Linked DNA regions of Homo sapiens: region 1 is linked to region 2. A link is an interaction called in ENCODE POLR2A ChIA-PET data of the cell type or tissue named here. Cell type or tissue: OCI-LY7. All regions are shown on one strand. Links, peaks and the distances in the headings refer to the core of each region. The heading gives the core; the rest is flanking DNA. Region 1 overlaps DIPK1B (divergent protein kinase domain 1B). Region 2 holds the start of LOC124902353 (small nucleolar RNA U13).

Region 1 (5,572 bases), core at 1,315-5,314, 400 kb before region 2:
CCTTCTCAGGACACAGTCACTCCGCAGTGTGGATAGGATAGACGCAGCTGCTCTTCCATCCCCCGGCTGTGAACTTAAGGACTGCCCACCCCTGGGCTGTTGTGAACATCGGTGTCTGAGTCTGTGTCTTTTTTTTTTTTTTTTTTTTTTGAGACAGGGTCTCGCTTTCTCACCCAGGCTGGAGTGTAGCGTGGGGTCACAGCTCACTGCAGCTTCAACCTCCCGGGTTCAATCAATCCTCCAGCCTCAGCCTCCCAAGTAGCTGGGACTACAGGCGTGAGTCACCATGTCCAGCTAATTTTTGTATTTTTAGTAGAGATGGGGTTTTGCCATGTTGCCCAGGCTGGTCTCGAACTCCTGAGCTCAAGCAAGCCACCCACCTCAGCCTCCCAAAGAGCTGGGATCACAGGGTGAGCCACCGCACCCAGCTAATTTTTGTATTTTTGTAGAGGCGGGGTTTCCCTATGTTGCCCAGGATGGTCTCAAACTCCTGGGCTCAAGCAATCTGCCCGCCTCAGCCTCCCCGAGTGCTGGGTTTACAGGGTGAGCCACCATGCCCGGCCCGCCTGCGTCTCTTAAAGGCTTCCAGGATGTGGCTGCGTTGGGCTCCTAGGGCCCCGTTCTCCAAACCTGGTTCTCCTTGTGGGTCTGGTCCGGCCGGAACTTCCCACCAATCTGCATTACGGTGGACGGTGGGAAAAATAGGGGCAGTGTCTCTCGCGGTGGGCGCGCTCACCTGGCCTTGTGCGGAGGTGACGATGTTATGAAATGAGATCAGGATAGGAAGGGTTTGTAAAAATATCTTCATTCGGCCAGGCACAGTGGCTCACACCTGTAATCCCAGCACTTTGGGAGGCCAAGGCAGGTAGATCACCTGAGGTCCGGAGTTCAAGACCAGCCTAGTCAACATGGTGAAACCCCGTCTCTACTAAAAATACAAAAATTAGCTGGTCGTGGTGGTGCATGCCTGTAGTCCCAGTTACTCGGGAGGCTGACGCAGGAGAATCACTTGAACCCGGGAGGCAGAGGTTGCAGTGAGCCGAGATCGCGCCACTGCACTCCAGCCTGGGCTACAGAGTAAGACTCCCTCTCAAAAAAAAAAAAAAAATTTCATTCAGCAGAGGAAAGAATCGGCCACCCTGTAGTCCCCTGGTTTTGACATTTATTTGTACCTGCCCATAACACTGAAAAGTCTGGGCAGCGCCTGCCCCCACCTCCGGCCCCTGCAGCCCCTGGTATGTGACCCTGGAGAGGCAGAGCCAGGAGTGGGTGTCGCTGAGCTGGGGGTGATTCTAGAAGACGGGGGTGCCAGGGGGCCAAGGGGATGGCAGGGGAAGGCTGGGGTGGATCCGGAGGCCCTTCCTGTGGGAAGTGGGGTTGAGAGCACCCTGAGCCTGGGTGCCCCGAGGGCACCTCCTCACGCAGCCCCTTCCCCCACAGGGCCGGCTCCCAGGCCTCAGGGTCCGCTGCATCTTCCTGGCCTGGCTGGGCGTCTTTGCAGGCAGCTGGCTGGTGTACGTGCACTACTCGTCCTACTCGGAGCGCTGTCGCGGCCATGTCTGCCAGGTGGTCATTGTAAGTGTTGCTTGTGCGGGCTGGGGACTGGGCCGTGCCCCCTGCTGCCCAAGATGCTGGGGCACCAGGCCCTGGAGACACCTTCCTCCCCAGACCCAGGGCCCACGAGGCACGTGGGTTTCTAGGTGGAATCTGCAAAGCTGCCTCAGGCTGGGTGTGGAGGACAGGGGTCCAGGGGAGGACGGGGGAGACGTGCGGGGCTGCCTCAGGCTGGGTGTGGAGGATGGGGGTCCAGAGGAGGATGGGGGAGACGTGGGGGCTGGGGGCAGAAGGCAGGGCAGACTCCAGAAATCTTTGGGAGGGAGGATGTTTAGCAGGAAGCCTGGGGTGGGCAGCTGGCCTCACTGCTCCGGGATAGAGACCCCCGTGTGGTGTCCTCACTGGATGGGATAGAGACCCCCGTGTGCTGGCCTCACTGGTCCAGGATAGCGACCCCCGTGTGCTGGCCTCACTGGCCTGGGATAGAGACCACCGTGTGCTGGCCTCACTGGTCCAGGATAGAGACCACTGTGTGCTGGCCTCACTGGTCCGGGATAGAGACCCCCGTGTGCTGGCCTCACTGGTCCGGGATAGAGACCCCCGTGTGCTGGCCTTAGTGGCCTCGCTAGCCCCCCTGGGACCAGGGGTCCCCTGAGGCAGGTGGCAGGGCAAGGTCCTCCACAGCCTCCACCTCAGGGAGATAGGGCTAAGTCCCCTGGCGTATGTGAGCATGTGTGTGTCTGGGAGCAAACGTGTCCACATGAGTGCACACCAAGGTGACCCCCTGCCCCTCTCCACACCCTGTGACTAGCTCAGAGGGGAGGTCATCCCAGCTCTGTCTTCCTGGCAAACCCTAGACTCGCCCAGAACTGGGCAGGTCCCCCACTGAATTTTGACCCCAGGCTGCCCGATGACCAGGGTTCCGATGCCTCCACTCCCCTTGGGGTCAGGCCTGGGCATAGAAGGATCTGGCCTGTAGCAGCGGCCACTGTGGGTTGTCATAGGGTGATTGGGTGCAGGGAGACCCCAGGTTCGGTGTCTCCTCCGTCAGATGGGGAGAGCACCTCTCCTGGCAACTGGGTGGTGGATGAAGCTAGCCGGGTGGGCCTGGGCAGGCCTGTGTCCCACAGAGCCATGTCTGACGGGGGCCACATGTGGAAAGGCCCAGATGTGGCAGTGGAGGACTGGGGTGTGGGGTCCGGAGCTAGGAGAGCTTCTGTGCCCAGGACTTGTTTGGAGCCCATGCCAGCCCAGGGGAGGCCTCCGGGCCCCTGGACCAGGCCTTGCTCACCCTTGAAGTCCAGGGGGCCTCTGAGCCCAGCAGGGCCGGAGGGTGGCACATGGGGCTCGTCCTGGGGCCATGGGTGGGGAAGGCTGTGCCCCGATCAGATGCACCCCTGGAGCTCCTAGAAGGACCAAGGAGGTGGAGGGGCCGGACCTCCGGGCCGGGATGTTGTGGGTGGGGGCGGGTGGGGGTGAGCAGAGGATTCACGTGGCCAGGCAGGTTCTGAGCACCTACTGGGTGCCGGGCCGCAAAGCAGGAGGAGGTGCCCCCACAAACAAGAGGAAGCTGCAGCGTCGGTTTCCCAGGGTGCCCTGGCCCTTTGCCCAGTGGGGGTTTCCCTGGCTGCTCAGAGCCTTCCCAGAGGTCAGGCCAAGCCCAGCTCTCCCGAAGCCACCCCAGGGGCCATGGAGACGTCCCCTCCTTCCCAGAGGAGGTTCCCTGCCCGGCCTCGTGGGGGCATTGGACGCCTCAGAGAGGCGCAGAGGCTGGCCCAGCGCACACAACGAGGCAGCAGCAGTGCAGGGCCAGTCCCAGCTTCCACCAGGGCCCTCGCGAGGCCAAGAACTAGACCGTGAGTCCCCACTGAGCCCTGCTGCAGGCGGGGAACAGGCTGGGCGGTGAGGGGACCGATGTGCGGCAAGGGCCCTGAGGAGGCCAAGCACACGCCCGCCTCAGCCTCTGAGGAAGCCTCTCCACACTCTGCTAGGTGCTGGTAGGTGCCCAGGACCATGGAGGCAGCTCCATCTCCCCACCCCTGGGGGACCCTGGAGCCCCAGCCCCAGCCCCAGCCTGGCAGACAGCAGTGTGGCCCACAGGCTCCTTCCCCAGCACCACTGTGTGCCAGGAGCAGGGCAGCCTCCTGCGGTCCTGGGGCTCCGGGCACAGGGGCTGGTCTGGGGCTCCGGGCGCAGGGGCTGTGTGATCTGGGGCTCCGAGTGCAGGGGGCTGTGTGGTCTGGGGCTCCGGGTGCAGGGGGCTGTGTGGGCTGGGGCTCCGGGTGCAGGGGCTGGTCTGGGGCTCTGGGTTCAGGGGGCTGTGTGGTCTGGGGTTCCAGGCGCAGGGGCTGGTCTGGGGCTCCGGGTGCAGGGGGCTGGTCTGGGGTTCCGGGTGCAGGGGCTGTGTGGTCTGGGGCTCTGGGTGCAGGGAGCTGGCTGGTCTGGGGACGGGAGTGGACTCCGGTGGCAAAGGGCCTGCCTGCAAGGTGGAGGGTTGGACAAGTGTGCAGTTTTCCTTCATTTTCCTTTTCTGTCTTGACGAAGAGCCGGCGTTTTCTTGCTGCCGGGACAGACGCTGCCTTCATGACTCACGTGGCGGGGTCCTCGGCCTCCAGTTGGCCCATCTCACTTCTGTCCCCATCCTTGGTGTGTGGGGGGCGGGGACCCTCCCTCCTCCCCAACCCTGGAGGGCGGGGTGTTCCGCAGCTCCCTTCCCCAGCTCCCTCCAAGCCTGCTTGGCCAGGCTCCATGGCAACTGAGGCTGTACATCCAGGAATTCTCCCCCCCCCAGAGGGGCGGGCCAGCTCCATCCCTCCATCACCTCCCGTGGGGCGCTGGGATTGAGGGGCTGCCAGGCCCCTGGAGCTAGGGTGGGGGCTGAGGAGGGGCGGCAGCCAGCCCCAGGCCTGATGTAATTACTGCTAACAAAGTCTCCCTGGGGGTCTGGCTAAGGAGGGGGCCTGTGGGACAGGGAAGGACAGGCCCGGAGTCATTGTGGGGCCCCAGGGGTCCGTTTTCTCAGCCTTGACAAACAGCTCTGACAACGGAGCGCTTGAGCCTGGGCACTGGCCTCGGAGGGCTGGGAGAGGAGGTAGAGGCTGGGGCTCCGTTGCCGGCTCCACCCCAGGGGTACCCTTGAGACTGTCAGCTCTGGTGGTGAGCCCTGTCCTGGCTGCACTTGAGGCAAACAGTGAGGCCGCAGCCTGTCCTCCTGCCTCAGCCTGGGGAAGGCTGGGCCGGGCCAAAGAGGGAGGCCAAGTCCTTGGGACAGGAGGAGACCCACACCTGAGATTAGTGGAAACCCAGCCAGAAGCTGCCATGCAGGTGTGGCTCTGGGCATCAGGATCTGTCGTGAGAGCCCCCATGAGTGCCCAGTGCAGAATGGCTGGCAGCCCGCCCTGACGGGGAGCAGAGGGGCTGGACGCGGTGCCCTTCACGGGATGACACCCAGCTGTTTGCCCTGTGTCCAGGGGGTTGCTTCTCTGACAGAGGCCCTATGGCTCGTGTCTGACTCCTGTCCAGGTTCTGCCAGCCTGACCATCCATCGCTCTGGCACCAAGAGCCCACCCTTTTGTTCTTCCTGGCGTCCCAGGGAAAGCCCTGCCTGGGTGGGGCAGCTCCTGGCCCTTCAGATGGAAGACGCAGTCCAGTCAGCACCATCATAGGAAACAAGTTCAGAAATGTCTCACTTACTATTCCGGGCAGGGAGGGCGCCATGAGTCAGGGGGTGCATCCTCCCTCCTGGCGTCACCCGAGGCAGGAATGAAGAGTCAGGCAGAGAGCGCGCGTGTGGCAGCTGGTGGTGTAGATATTAGGGACTAGTGTGAATTCTAGTTCACCGGCCAATGCCTGGATGGTCCAGAGCTGGGTCGGCTGGGCGGAGAGCTGCCTCCAGGTTCCTGCCTCTGGCCCTGGCGTGGGGTCGACACTGGGTGTGGTGTGTGTCTCATGTCCAGGCAGTGGCCTTTGCTGTGCCGTCCTGTTACAGGAGCCAGGATGGTGGGGACGGGACCGGACC
Region 2 (6,444 bases), core at 1,204-5,203:
CTGTGTTAGTCAGGATTGTGGGTGGCAAGCCACTCAGGTGCCAAGGCAAGAGACCGAGGACATGAGCTGTTCCAGTATAATAAAATATAAAACAAGAATAGTTATACCAGATATAGATCTTAGATATGATTATATATGAATATAATTAATCATTAGTAGTACTTATTCTTTATTCCAATATTATAATAATCCTCACTCTACAATCATAACCTAGGAAAAACCAGGCCATACAGAGATAGGAGCTGAGGGGACATAGTGAGGAGTGACCAGAAGACAAGAGTGCGAGCCTTCTGTTATGCCAGGACAGGGCCACCAGAGGGCTCCTTGGTGTAGCGGTGATGCCAGCATCTGGGAAGACACCTGTTGCCAAGCAGACCATGGTCTAGCAGTAGCGTCAGTGTCAAGGGAAAACACCTGCTACTTAGCAGACAGGGAAAGGGAGTTTCCCTTTCCCCTGGGGAGTTTAGAGAAGACTCTGCTCCTCCACCTCTTGTGGAGGGCCTGACATCAGTCAGACCCGCCCGCAGTTATCCGGAGGCCTAACCGTCTCCCTGTGATGCTGTGCTTCAGTGGTCACACTCCTAGTCCACCTTCATGTTCCATCCTGTACACCTGGCTCTGCCTTCTAGATAGCAGTAGTCAATTAGTGAAAGTACTAAAAGTCTCTGATACGCAGAAATAATGGCGTAAGCTGTCTCTCTCTCTGTCTCCTCTCCCTCTCTCTGCCTAGGCTGCCAGGCAGGGAAGGGCCCCCGTTCAGTGGACACATGACCCACATGGCCTTACCTATGACTGGAGATGGCTCACACTCTTTACCCTGCTCCTTTGTCTTGTATCCAATAAATATCAGTGCAGCCTGCCATTTGGGGCCACTACCGGTCTCTGCGACTTGGTGGTAGTGGTCCCCCTGGCCCAGCTGTCTTTTCTTTTATCTCTTTGTGTTCTGTCTTTATTTCTACACTCTCTCATCTCCACACACGGGGCGAGACCCACTGACCCTGTAGGGCTGGTCCCTACACAGGATGGTCTTGATCTCCTGACCTCATGATCCGCCCACATTGGCCTCCCAAAGTGCTGGGATTACAGGCGTGCGCCACCATGTCCAGCCTGTGGTTTTGATTTGCATCTCCCTAACGATTAGTGATGTTGAACATTTTCCCTGTGTTGACTGGCCATTTGTATGTCTTCTTTGGAAAAATGCCTATCAAATCCTTCGCCCATTTTTGAATTGGGTTGTTTTTTGTTGAGTTTTATGATTTTTAAAAATCATCTGGATTGGCCGGGCATGGTGGCTCACGCCTGTAATCCCAGCACTTTGGGAGGCCGATGCGGGTGGATCACGAGGTCAGGAGATCAAGACCATCCTGGCTAACACAGTGAAACCCCGTCTCTACTAAAAATACAAATATATATATATATATATATATATGTTAGCCGGGCGTGGTGGTGGCTGCTTATAGTCCCAGCTACTTGGGAGGCTGAAGCAGGAGAATGGCGTGAACCCGGGAGGCGGAGCTTGCAGTGAGCCAAGATCACGCCACTGCACTCCAGCCTGGGCGACAGAGTGAGATTCCGTCTCAAAAAAAAAAAAAAAAAATCATCTGGATCTCGGCCGGGCACAGGGGCTCATGTCTGTAATCCCAGCACTTTGGGAGGCCAAAGCGGGCAGATCACAAGGTCAAGAGAACGAGACCATCCTGGCCAACATGGTAAAACCTCGTCTCTACTAAAAATACACAAATTAGCTGGGCGTGGTGGCAGGCGCCTGTAATCTCAGCTACTCGGGAGGTTGAGGCAGGAGAATTACTTGAACCTGAGAGGCAGAGGTTGCAGTGACCTGAGACCGTGCCATTGCACTCCAGCCTAAGCAAAAGATGGAGACTGTATCTCAAAAAAAAAAAAAAATTAGCCAGGCGTAGCGGCGGGCACCTGTAGTCACAGCTACTCGGGAGGCTGAGGCAGGAGAATGGCGTGAACCCAGGAGGCGGAGCTTGCAGTGAGCCGAGATCGCGCCACTGCACTCCAGCCTGGGCAACAGAGCGAGACTCTGTCTCAAAAAAAAATAACTAAATAATAAATAATCTAGATCTCAATCCCTTGTCATATATGTTATTTTCAAATCTTCCTGTGGGTTGCTTCTTTATTCAGTTGATACTGTCTTTGAAGTGCAAAAATTATTATTTTTTGAGACAAGAGTCTCACTCTGTTGCCCAGGCGGGAGTGCACTGGCGCGATCTTGGCTCACAGCAACCTCCCCCTCCTGGGTTCAAACAGTTCTCTGCCTCAGCCTCCAGAGTTTAGTTGGGATTACAGCGCCCGCCACCACGCCCGACTAATTTTTGGATATTTAGTAGAGACGGGGTTTCATCATCTTGGCCAGGCTGGTGTTGAACTCCCGATCCACCCGCCTCAGCCTCCCAAAGTGCTGGGATTACAGGCGTGAGCCACCGCGCCCGGCCGATGTGCAGAAATTATTTTGATGACATCCACTTTGTTGGTCTCTTGTTGCTTGTGCTTTTAGTGTCATTTCTAAGAATCTGTTGCCAAATTAAAAGTTGTGAAGGTTTATCCCGTTTTTTTCCTAAGAGTTTTATAGTTTTAACTTTTTTTTGTTGTTTTTTGGGTTTTTGTTGAGACGGAGTCTCGCTCTGTCACCCAGGCTGGAGTGCAGTAGCGCCATCTCGGCTCCTGCAACCTCTGCCTCGCAAGTTCAAGCGATTCTCCTGCCTCAGCCTCCCAGGTAGCTGGGATTACAGGCGCCCGCCACCACATCCGGCTAATTTTTGTATTTTTAGTAGAGTCGGGGTTTCATCATGTTGGCCGGACTGGTCTCTGTGGGCGGCAAGCCACCCAGGTGCCGAGGCAAGAGACCGAGGGCACGAGCTGTTCCAGTATAATAAAGAAAATATACAGAATAAGAATAGTTATACTGGAACTAGAATATAGATATGATGATATATGAATATTAATCATTAGTTTGTAGCATTACTCTTTGTTCCAATATTATAATAATCTCTGTTCTACAATTATAACCTGGGAAAAACCAGGCCATACAGAGATAGGAGCTGAAGGGACATGGTGAGAAGCGACCAAAGACAAGTGTGAGCCTTCTGTTATGCCCAGACAGGGCCACTAGAGGGCTCCTTGGTCTAGCGGTAACGCCAGTGCCTGGGAAGACACCCACTGCTTAGCAGACCAGGAAAGGGAGTCTCGTTTCCCCAGGGGAGTTAGAGAAGACTCTGCTCCACCACCTCTTGTGGAAGGCCTGACATCAGTCAAGCCCGCCCGCAGCCATCCGGAGGCCTAAACGTCTCCCTGTGATGCTGTGCTTCAGCGGTCACGCTCCTGGTCCACTTTCGTGTTCCGCCCTGTACACCTGGCTGTGCCTTCTAGATAGCAGTAGCAGAATTAGTGAAAGTATTAAAGTCTTTGATCTCTCCGAGAAATACATAGAAGAAATAATGACATAAGCTGTCCCCATTCTCTCTCCGCCTCGGCTACCAAATAGGGAAGGGCCCCCTGTCCGGTGGACACGTGACTCACATGACCTTACGTATCGCTGGAGACGACTCACACTTCTTACCTGCCCCCTTGCCTTGTATCGAATGAATAACAGTGCAGCCAGGCATTCGGGGCCACTACCGGTCTCCATGCCTTGGTGGTAGTGGTCCCCTGGGCCCAGCTGTCTTTTCTTCCATCTCTTTGTCTTGTGTCTTTATTTCTACGATCTCTCATCTCTGCACATGAAGAGAAAAACACACAGGCACAGTAGGGCTGGACCCTATAGTCTTGAACTCCTGACCTCGTAATCCGCCCGTGTTGGCCTCCCAAAGTGCTGGGATTACACGGGTGAGCCACCGCGTCTGGCCCAACTTTGTTCTTTTTCAACATTGTTTTGGATCGCTTAGGGAAGTATTAACATCTTAACAATGCTGTCTTCCTACTCGCGAACGAGGGGTCCTTTGCACTTATTCAGGTTTTCTTTAATTTCTTTCAGCAATGTGTTGTAGTTTTCAGTGTGCAAGTATTTCACCTCCTTGGTTAAATTTATTTCTTGGCATTTTACTTTTTAGATGTTGTTATAAATAGAATCGTTTTCTTCATTTCCTTTTTGGACTGTTCGTTGCAGGTGCACAGAAATGCAACTGATTTTCTTGTTGATACTACGCCCTGCAACTTTACTGAATTTGTTTACTAACTCTAGTAGCTTTCTTGTGTATTCTTTGGTATTTTCTATATGTAGGATCATGTTATCTGTGAATAGAGATAGTTCTACTTCCTTCTTTTCCATTTGAATGCCTCTTATTTCTTTTTCTCATGTAATTGCCCCTGGGCAGGACTTTCAGTACAATATTTAATAGCAGTGGTGAAGCAGGCATCTTGTTCTTTTTTTTTTTTTTTTTTTTTTTTGAAACAGAATCTACCTCTGTCACCCAGGCTGGAGTGCAGTGGCTCAGTCTCGGCTCACTGCAACCTCAGCTTCCTGGATTCAAGTGATTCTCCTACCTCAGCCTCCCGAGTAGCTGGGATTAAAAGCATGTGGAAAAAACACGCAGCTGGGGCCAGCGCGGTGGCTCACGCCTGTAATCCCAACACTTTGGGAGGCTGAGGCGGGTGGATCACCCAGTCAGGAGTTCAAAACCAGCCTGGCCAACATAGTGAAACCCCGACTCTACTAAAAATACAAAAATTAGCCGAGCATGGTGGCGGGCGCCTGTAGTCCCAGCTACTTGGGAGTCTGAGGCAGGAGAACTGCTTGAACCCAGGAGGCAGAGGTTGCAGTGAGCTGAGATTGCACCACTGCACTCCAGACTGGGCAACAGAGCGAGACACCGTCTCAAAAAAAAAAAAAAAAAAAAAAAACCACGCAGCTGGCTAGGTCACAGAGCGGTCAAGGAACCCTACGTTTCTGTCAGGACAAGAGAAACGGCAAGTGGAACTGGGGGACCATACTGTGTTTTTGGGGGTCAGATGGGTAAGGCGCTGACTTTGTAAGAAGGTTTGAGAAAAGCACATCTCACATGAGTGTGAAACCAAATCATCACACTGAGGAACTACAAAAAATCAGTGTTTACAGACGTTAATTTCCACCTGAGCACAACCTGGCTCCATCCCATACATTCTGGTAGTTTCTGCTCTCGTCTTCATTCATCTCTAAGTATTTTCTACCTCCCCTTGTAGTTCTTCTTTGACCCATTGGTTAAGAGTATGTTGTTTAATTGCCACAGATTTGCAAATTTTCCAGCTTTTCCTGTTACTCGTTTCTTTCTTTTTTTTTTTTTTTTTGAGACAGCGTTTCGCTTTTGTTGCCCAGGCTGGAGTGCAGTGAGGCGATCTCAGCTCACTGCAACCTCTGCCTCCTGAATTCAAGCGATTCTCCTGCCTCAGCCTCCCGAGTAGCTGGGATTACAGGCACGCATCACCATGCCTGGCTAATTTTTGTATTTTTAGTAGAAAGGAGGTTTCACTATGTTGGCCAGGCTGGTCTTGAACTCATGACCTCAGGTGATCTGCCCGCCTCAGCCTCCCAAAGTGCTGGGGTTTACAGGCGTGAGTCACCACACCTGGCCTCCTGTTACTCATTTCTAATGTCATTCCATTGTGGCTGAAAAACATACTTTGATGGATGGACACACTAACTCACACCTACAATCCCAGTGCTTTGGGAGCCCCAGGTGGGAGGCTCATTTGAGGAAAGGAGTTCAGGACCCACCTGGGCAACATAGTGAGATCCCATCTCTACAAATTAAAATTAGCCAGGTGTGGTGGTGTGCACCTGTAGTCCTAGCTATTTGGGAGGCTGAGATGGGAGGATCACTTGAGCCCAGGAGTTCAAGGCTACAGTGAGCTATGGATCATGTAACTGCACTCCGGCCTAGGAGGCAGACAGACACACACACATGTGCACCCACGTGTGTGTATATACATACTGTATTATTTCAACCTTTGAGGCTGGGCATGGTGGCTCATGCCTGCAATCCCAGCACTTTGGGAGGCCGAGGTGGGCAGATCACCTGAAGTCAGGACCAGCCTAACCAACATGGCGAAACCCCGTCTCTACTAAAAATACAAAAATTAGGCCAGGTGCTGTGGCTCATGCTTGTAATCCCAGCACTTTGGGAGGCCAAAGCGGGTGGATCACGAGGTCAGGAGTTTGAGACCAGCCTGGCCAACACAGTGAAAACCCGACTCTACTAAAAATACAAAAATTAGCCAGGCGTGGTGGTGGGCGCCTATAATCCTAGCTACTTGGGAGGTTGAGAAAGGAGAATAGCTTGAACCCAGGAGGTGGAGGTTGCAGTGAGCCGAGATCGCGCCACTGCACTCCAGCCTGGATGACAGAACTAGATTCTGTCTCAAAAAAAATTAAAAAATAAAAAAATTAGGCTGGGCGCGGTGGCTCACACTTGTAATCCCAGCACTTTGGGAGGCCGAGGCGGGTGG

Evidence for each region. Peaks named below come from ENCODE experiments on the same cell type or tissue, not always from the same donor. Only the 100,000 strongest peaks of a DNase experiment are listed, where the experiment ranks them.
Region 1: POLR2A ChIA-PET joins it to region 2 with 11 read pairs; 2 of 35 experiments call an interaction of 5 or more read pairs at or near these places.

Annotation. Positions count from the first base shown.
Region 1 is chr9:136,716,137-136,721,708 of GRCh38, forward strand. It overlaps DIPK1B (divergent protein kinase domain 1B), which reads left to right. Exons shown (of 5, transcript NM_152421.4): 2 at 1,441-1,575. LOC124900276 (cuticle collagen 2-like) reads right to left here. Exons shown (of 5, transcript XM_047424334.1): 5 at 1,146-5,572. The coding sequence starts at 4,139. The coding sequence ends at 3,204. Among named protein-coding and RNA genes, the nearest start is that of DIPK1B, 6.4 kb to the left of the region's middle. RefSeq lists an enhancer at 3,304-3,353. In OCI-LY7, for the core only: no CTCF peak of the experiment used is centred there; a DNase peak (open chromatin) is centred at 3,503.
Region 2 is chr9:137,118,544-137,124,987 of GRCh38, forward strand. LOC124902353 (small nucleolar RNA U13) reads right to left here and starts at 5,065; the gene lies at 4,966-5,065. In OCI-LY7, for the core only: CTCF peaks have their summits at 2,926 and 3,131 (motif pointing right); DNase peaks (open chromatin) are centred at 3,283, 3,581, 4,148 and 5,048; H3K4me3 peaks cover 2,398 bases; H3K27ac peaks cover 3,610 bases.